Linked DNA regions of Homo sapiens: region 1 is linked to region 2. Evidence: read pairs that join two places in POLR2A ChIA-PET (ENCODE). Cell type or tissue: GM12878. All regions are shown on one strand. Links, peaks and the distances in the headings refer to the core of each region. The heading gives the core; the rest is flanking DNA. Region 1 overlaps CASR (calcium sensing receptor). Region 2 has its middle 2.6 kb from the start of CSTA.

Region 1 (2,891 bases), core at 392-2,891, 60 kb after region 2:
TTTCCTATCTGTGCTGTCTCCTGGGGAGATTTTTCCAGACCATGTAAGAGTCAGGAGAACATATCTTTACCTGGGCCATGGTTGGGTGAAGTGTCTGTGTAGTGGACATTTTGAATGTTGGCTGCTTTGCTTCTATTTCTTCCTCCTTTTGGTAATGGCATCCTGACTTCCCACTGGAGATTCACTCCCCCCTTACTCTAAGTCTATGTAGTCTGGAGGACTGCTAGCATCAGGGATGGATCCATGACTTAGGAATGGTCAATAAATGTGGTTTCTGGAACTTTTACAGGATATCTTGGGAAGTAAGGAGATCCTAGCTTCAAGCTGCTACAGAAGCTGAAAATTGCTAACCCTGGGGAATGAAGAACAGAAAGATGAGATGAAAATACCTAGCTGTACCTGGAACACTTCTGAGATTTTTAGTGACATGACCCACTCACTACATTTCCTCTTTTTTTGTTTATGCCAATTTGGTTAGGGCTTTCTATTACACAACTAAAAGTCCCAGTTGTGACTGTAGCCTGTCATGGCTTTTTTTTTTTTCTCACAGGTCCAAGGTCTGGTCTTGACCATCTGTATTTTATTTCCTTATCTGGAAGAGGAGCCATTGAAGAGTAGAACTGCCAAGTTTCCCCCTTGAAGCCTGTTTTTCCTTCAACCCTACTCTTGTCTTGCAGTTTTTTCAAGAACTGAGGTCCTCCTTGCATTGGACGTGAGAGGTAAGAAAGAAAAGACAATAGTAACAACCACCTAGAAGATTGCTCCCTTACTCCTCCTACTTAAAACCCCATACCTTAGCATCATCACTCCTGAAGACTTTAGAGTGCCTGACCTTTATTACAGCACCTCTATCTTGGCAAGGTAGGGGTTCCGTGTGAAGAAAGAAGCTCTGAGTACCCCACAGAAGTTAGAAACTTTAGCCAACAGTGATGGTTGGGTAAGAGGTTCCCATATAAGAAGGGCTGAGAACTTGAAGATTCTGGCCTATTTGACCAACTTAGACAGTCACTCCTTGTCTTTCATGAGAATCTCTACAGTGACTGATACAAGTTGTGTGCTTTTTGCTTCTTGGTATCCTTCCCAAAGGGTTTGTGGTGGTTGGGTTCTGTATACAAAGGTGTTCTAGTTATCATTTTTACCTAATTCATGGATTAATTAGAGCTGTACTGAAATCCTACTATAATAATCACACATCTGTTTAGAGCTTGAAAGTTTACAAATTGCTTTTACATATATCATGTCATTTAATGTCATGAACCTAAGTCAAAAGAACATTGAGTGGAAAGTAAGCTAGACATTAAGTCTGTGTCACAGATGGAGACACTGTGACTTACAGCCATGGTTTGCCTAAGATCACACAGCTAGGAAATGGGGGAGCTGGAGGCTGGCACATTCCATTCAAATTCAGGAATTCCCGCCCTCTCCACTGTCATGCAATCTCTCTGATAGGTCAGTTTGGAACTAAGGAAAATACAAAAGGAGTGTGAAACATGGTCTGATTGAAAAAAATAAGGCACATATGCAAGACCCGAACAGCTATTTAGGATATAAGCTCTTGAAATGAAAAAGATTATGATGTCTCTCCTGTGTGTAATTCAAAAATACAAAACAAGGCTAAACAAGTGTGGGAACTCCTCTTAAGTTCTGATTTTTTCTATGATAACCACTTCAGTGCTTCTTTTTGAAACACTCAATATCAAATCTTTTTACAAAGAGTTTTTGTTTTCTGTGTCTTTGATTTGCTTTTGTCCTAAGCTGTGCTTAGCTGACCTGCTGGGTGGCTTGGTATAGGCTGTCAGTAATGTAATGGCAAAAGTGGTGGCTAAACACAATAATACTAGCTTTATGCCACTTAGTATATGGAATGTAATAGGTACTCAAAAAATACTTCTTACTCACAAGGGAACAATATTGATAATTTAGACATTAGAAAAATACCCCACTCATTACTAAATCTGTTCTGGGATATTTGAAAACTTTTGGGGACCATACTTCAGTTATTCTGAATCACTGGACTAAAGAACAGTTGACTCAAGGCTTTAAATAGATAATCAAATTACTATCAATTTTGTTCAAATCAGTTGCTCAAGATTTAAAAAAGGTACTTTGAATCCAAAGCTCCATTTAGTGGCTTCATTTAAATATTGCCCTTTTCAAATGACCACTATTTTTCTTGCCTGGAGTTGCAGCCCAACTCTGCTTTATTATACAGCAAATTGCTATATAAGTGAAGGACGCACCTGCCACGCCTCAACTTTCTTGATGTCTGCACAGGAGCCATTGGTGAAGAGCCCTCTCCCAGGTAAGCAGGTATATATATCTTGCAAGGCGTGGGCAATGGAGTAGACTGCTAAGTACACATTGTAGGATATCCGTAAATGCGTGTAATCTATGTAAGGGGTCTCGACACTGCTGATGTTCTCATCCCCTGTACAGAGGGGTCGGAAGGCTGTCGAGCTGTTGCTAAACCTGTCGCCACTTTCTTCGTGACCTCTCAGAAAGGTGTCCACAGGTAAAGGTCCTTTTGCACCTTCTTGGAGGTGGCAGTTAAATGTTTCTTCCCAAAACTCCTTGGCAAAACCATTGTGGACAGACTTCCTGGGATGGACCTTCTTCAGGAATTCCCGGAAGCCTGGGATCTGCCCAGCCTTCAGAGCGAATCCAATGGTGCCGCCAACCACGTGGAAGTACTGAGGCATGGCGATCAGGGAGGAGCTGGCCCAGGCCTCGCTGGCCAGCCAGATCTTGCCCGTGATATTGCGCCGGACAATCTCCTTGATGAGGGGCTCAAGATCTGGGCCACTGGAGAAAACCACGATGACTTTGGCCGTGGAATTTTGAATCACCTCTACCACATGCTGGATCTCTTCCTCATCAGAGTACTGGGAGAT
Region 2 (2,920 bases), core at 234-2,733:
CAGGCTTTACAATATAAGGAATTATTCACTCACTTAATTCCTCAGACACCCTTCTACTCTCCAGAGACAATTATTGGCACCAACTTCTTCTGTATCCTTCAGAGACATTCTTTACACATACAAATATAAAAATAATTGGAGGCTGGGCACGGTGACTCACGCCTGTGATCCCAGCACTTTGGGAAGCCGAGGTGGGTGGATCACAAGGTCAAGAGATTGAGACCATCCTGGCCAACATGGTGAAACCCCATCTCTACTAAAAATACAAAAATTAGCTGGGCGTGGTTGCGTGCGCCTGTAGTCCCAGCTGCTCAGGAGGCTGAGGCAGGACAATCGCTTGAACCTGGGAGGCAGAGGTTGCAGTGAGCCAAGATCGCGCCACTGCACTCCAGCCTGGTGACAGAGCAATACTGTGTCTCAAAAAAAAAAAAAAAAAAAAAATTGGCTACACACACACGCACACACACACATAGATACATATTCATCTATATAGGTTTTCTTTTATAAAAATGGTATCCTACATAAATTATTATACTTTTTGTTTTATTCCTAACAATATATTTTGGAGACTGTTCTATATCACAATACAGGGAGGTGCTTGTTTCTTTATAATGATGTTTGGTGGGTGCTTGGCAAACTCTTGGAGCTAAGTGAGTGTCTTACAGGCTAAACTAAGGGGTGCTACACAAGTATCTCTCCATAGAATGCCTTTACCCTGTGGATTAAGAAGAACAGCGAATGTGGATGACAAGGTGCTCCCTCAAGAGGCCACAGGTCATCTGAAGACTTTGGCTCAGCTTTCATAGGCCACTGGTTCTACTCATCTTCATGTGACCTCCCCAAGTCAAGTCCTTTCATATTAAGGCCCCTGACGTTTTTCCAAGCCTGAAGCCCATTTTTAGTTGTCTGCTGACATCCTAGTCCAGGCCATCCTTATTGAATCTCCCCAGTGGTAAGAGATATGGTAAACCACAAGTCTACCCTTCTCTTTCTAGGGTCTATGCCCTGTACTTTCAGCTTTTTCCTATTGATTCTCAATAATTTATTTTAGAAGTAAAAACTTCCCCAAAGCAAATATTGCTTTTGTGTTTTGTATTCCTCCTATAACAATCCTAGTTCTTCTCAAGAGTAGTATGTGTGCCTCTGATTGACAGGGAAAGAGTCGCACACAAGGAAGTGCAAAAGAGAAAAGCACAATTCATATCTCTGTATTAATTGTTTACTTAAGTTAAACAAACAGTTGATTAAATACACATTTATTTTAAAGGTACCTTTAAGATTGCTTTTTGGATTTTTTGGTATGAATTATGCAGACTGTGTTTCTGGAGCTAGATATCCTCATATATTTCATATTTCTTGTCTGTGAGCTCATCTGCCACAGGAGTTATCTTTTATGTGAGTTTTCTCTTTTGTGGCTGGTTTGTGGGGCTTTCCTATGGGGTGGTTTCCGCTACCAGGTCCTAGGAGGTACACAAGCCCCAGCCCAGTTCTTACTTTACTGTTGGCTTAGAGCTCTTGCACCATAAAGATACTGAGAATTTGGGCTTGTCTCCAGCTTTAGTTACAGGCCTGGGCTCTGAACTTCCCCAGCTAATTGCGCTTCTACCCATTGCCAGGAGTAGATGTGTGGATGCATACACTTACCATGCAACCCACCGTTCCTACTGCTAGCTATTTCCCCAGGAGAAATGAAATATGTCTGCACAAAGACTGGCATATGAATGCTAACAGCTGCATTATTCATAATGATTCAAAACCGAAGAAAACTCCTTGTCCATCAACTGGTGAATGGTAAGAATAGTTGTGGTAGAGTCACAGTATAGAATACTACTTAACAATAAAAAGGAACAAAATAGTAATACATTAAATCACATAGGTAAACCTCAAAAACAAGACAATGTAAGAAGAAGTGAAAGAAAGCAAACACAGGAGGCCATGGACTATATTATTCCATTTAGATGAGACCTTAGAAGAGGCAAAATTATAGTGACAAAAAGGAGATCAGAGGTTGCTTGAGGCTGAGGTGAGGGATGGAATGCACTGTAAAGGGGCGCAAGAAAACGTCTTAGGGAGATGGAATTGTTCTATACATGGATTGCGATAGTGGCTACACAACAGTATATGATTACCAAACTTCATCAGATTGTGCACTTAAAGTGGGTGGTCTTGTTTCCACACCAAAAAAATAAAAAAATAAAAAAGTGGGTGGACTTTATCATATGTAAGTTACACCCCCAAAAAGCTAGAATATAAAAGCACTGCCTTTTGAATGCCTTCTTTGTGTGTCTCTTGGTCTCGCTGTTATACTTCTTCCTCTAATGTTTTTCATTAGAGTCTTAACTCCTACTGCACCAATACAGTGCTTTAAAAATGACTGTGAAGGCCCTATTTGAAGTGTGTGTTCAAGGGAGGACATAGTTATTCCTCCTGGCTATCCTTGTGGTGAAGAGGGAAAGTGGGGGGCAGGGTTGACTGAGGACAGGTCATGAAAAACAGGTGAACGATCTTACACTTTAGTTGTTAGGTAATGGAGGTCACTGAAAAGTCAGAGCTATAGAGAAGCCATTTGTGCTTTAGGAAGATAAAACTGGAGGCAATGTGTAGACTGGTATATTAGGAAAACACGAACTAACTCCCTCTCTTCTACTAAACCCTCAACACTCAACATGCTCTGGCCATCATAGTGCATGGAAGCTGAATCCCTGTACCCGCATTGTTGTCTGGCTTCCTGGCTTGAGAAAAGCAGAGTTTCTGTTCCATGTTGAGGAGGGGAGAGACAGTGCAGCCAGCGGGATGGCAGGAGAGCAGCCCATACTCCATGGCGAGACCCCTGCTGCGACGCCAAGCCTGCAAAAAACTAACTGGACTTGCTAAAAGCTTAGCATGAGGGTATTTATTTTTTTCAGGGTCAAGGAAGAGC

Evidence for each region. Peaks named below come from ENCODE experiments on the same cell type or tissue, not always from the same donor. Only the 100,000 strongest peaks of a DNase experiment are listed, where the experiment ranks them.
Region 1: POLR2A ChIA-PET joins it to region 2 with 6 read pairs; 1 of 35 experiments calls an interaction of 5 or more read pairs at or near these places.

What each region holds. Positions count from the first base shown.
Region 1 is chr3:122,261,762-122,264,652 of GRCh38, reverse strand. It overlaps CASR (calcium sensing receptor), which reads right to left. Exons shown (of 7, transcript NM_000388.4): 4 at 2,241-2,891. Among named protein-coding and RNA genes, the nearest start is that of CSTA, 62 kb to the left of the region's middle. In GM12878, for the core only: no CTCF peak of the experiment used is centred there; no DNase peak of the experiment used is centred there; H3K27ac peaks cover 1,279 bases.
Region 2 is chr3:122,321,141-122,324,060 of GRCh38, reverse strand. No RefSeq gene overlaps it. Among named protein-coding and RNA genes, the nearest start is that of CSTA, 2.6 kb to the left of the region's middle. RefSeq lists an enhancer at 1,298-1,347. In GM12878, for the core only: no CTCF peak of the experiment used is centred there; a DNase peak (open chromatin) is centred at 1,510; H3K27ac peaks cover 2,059 bases.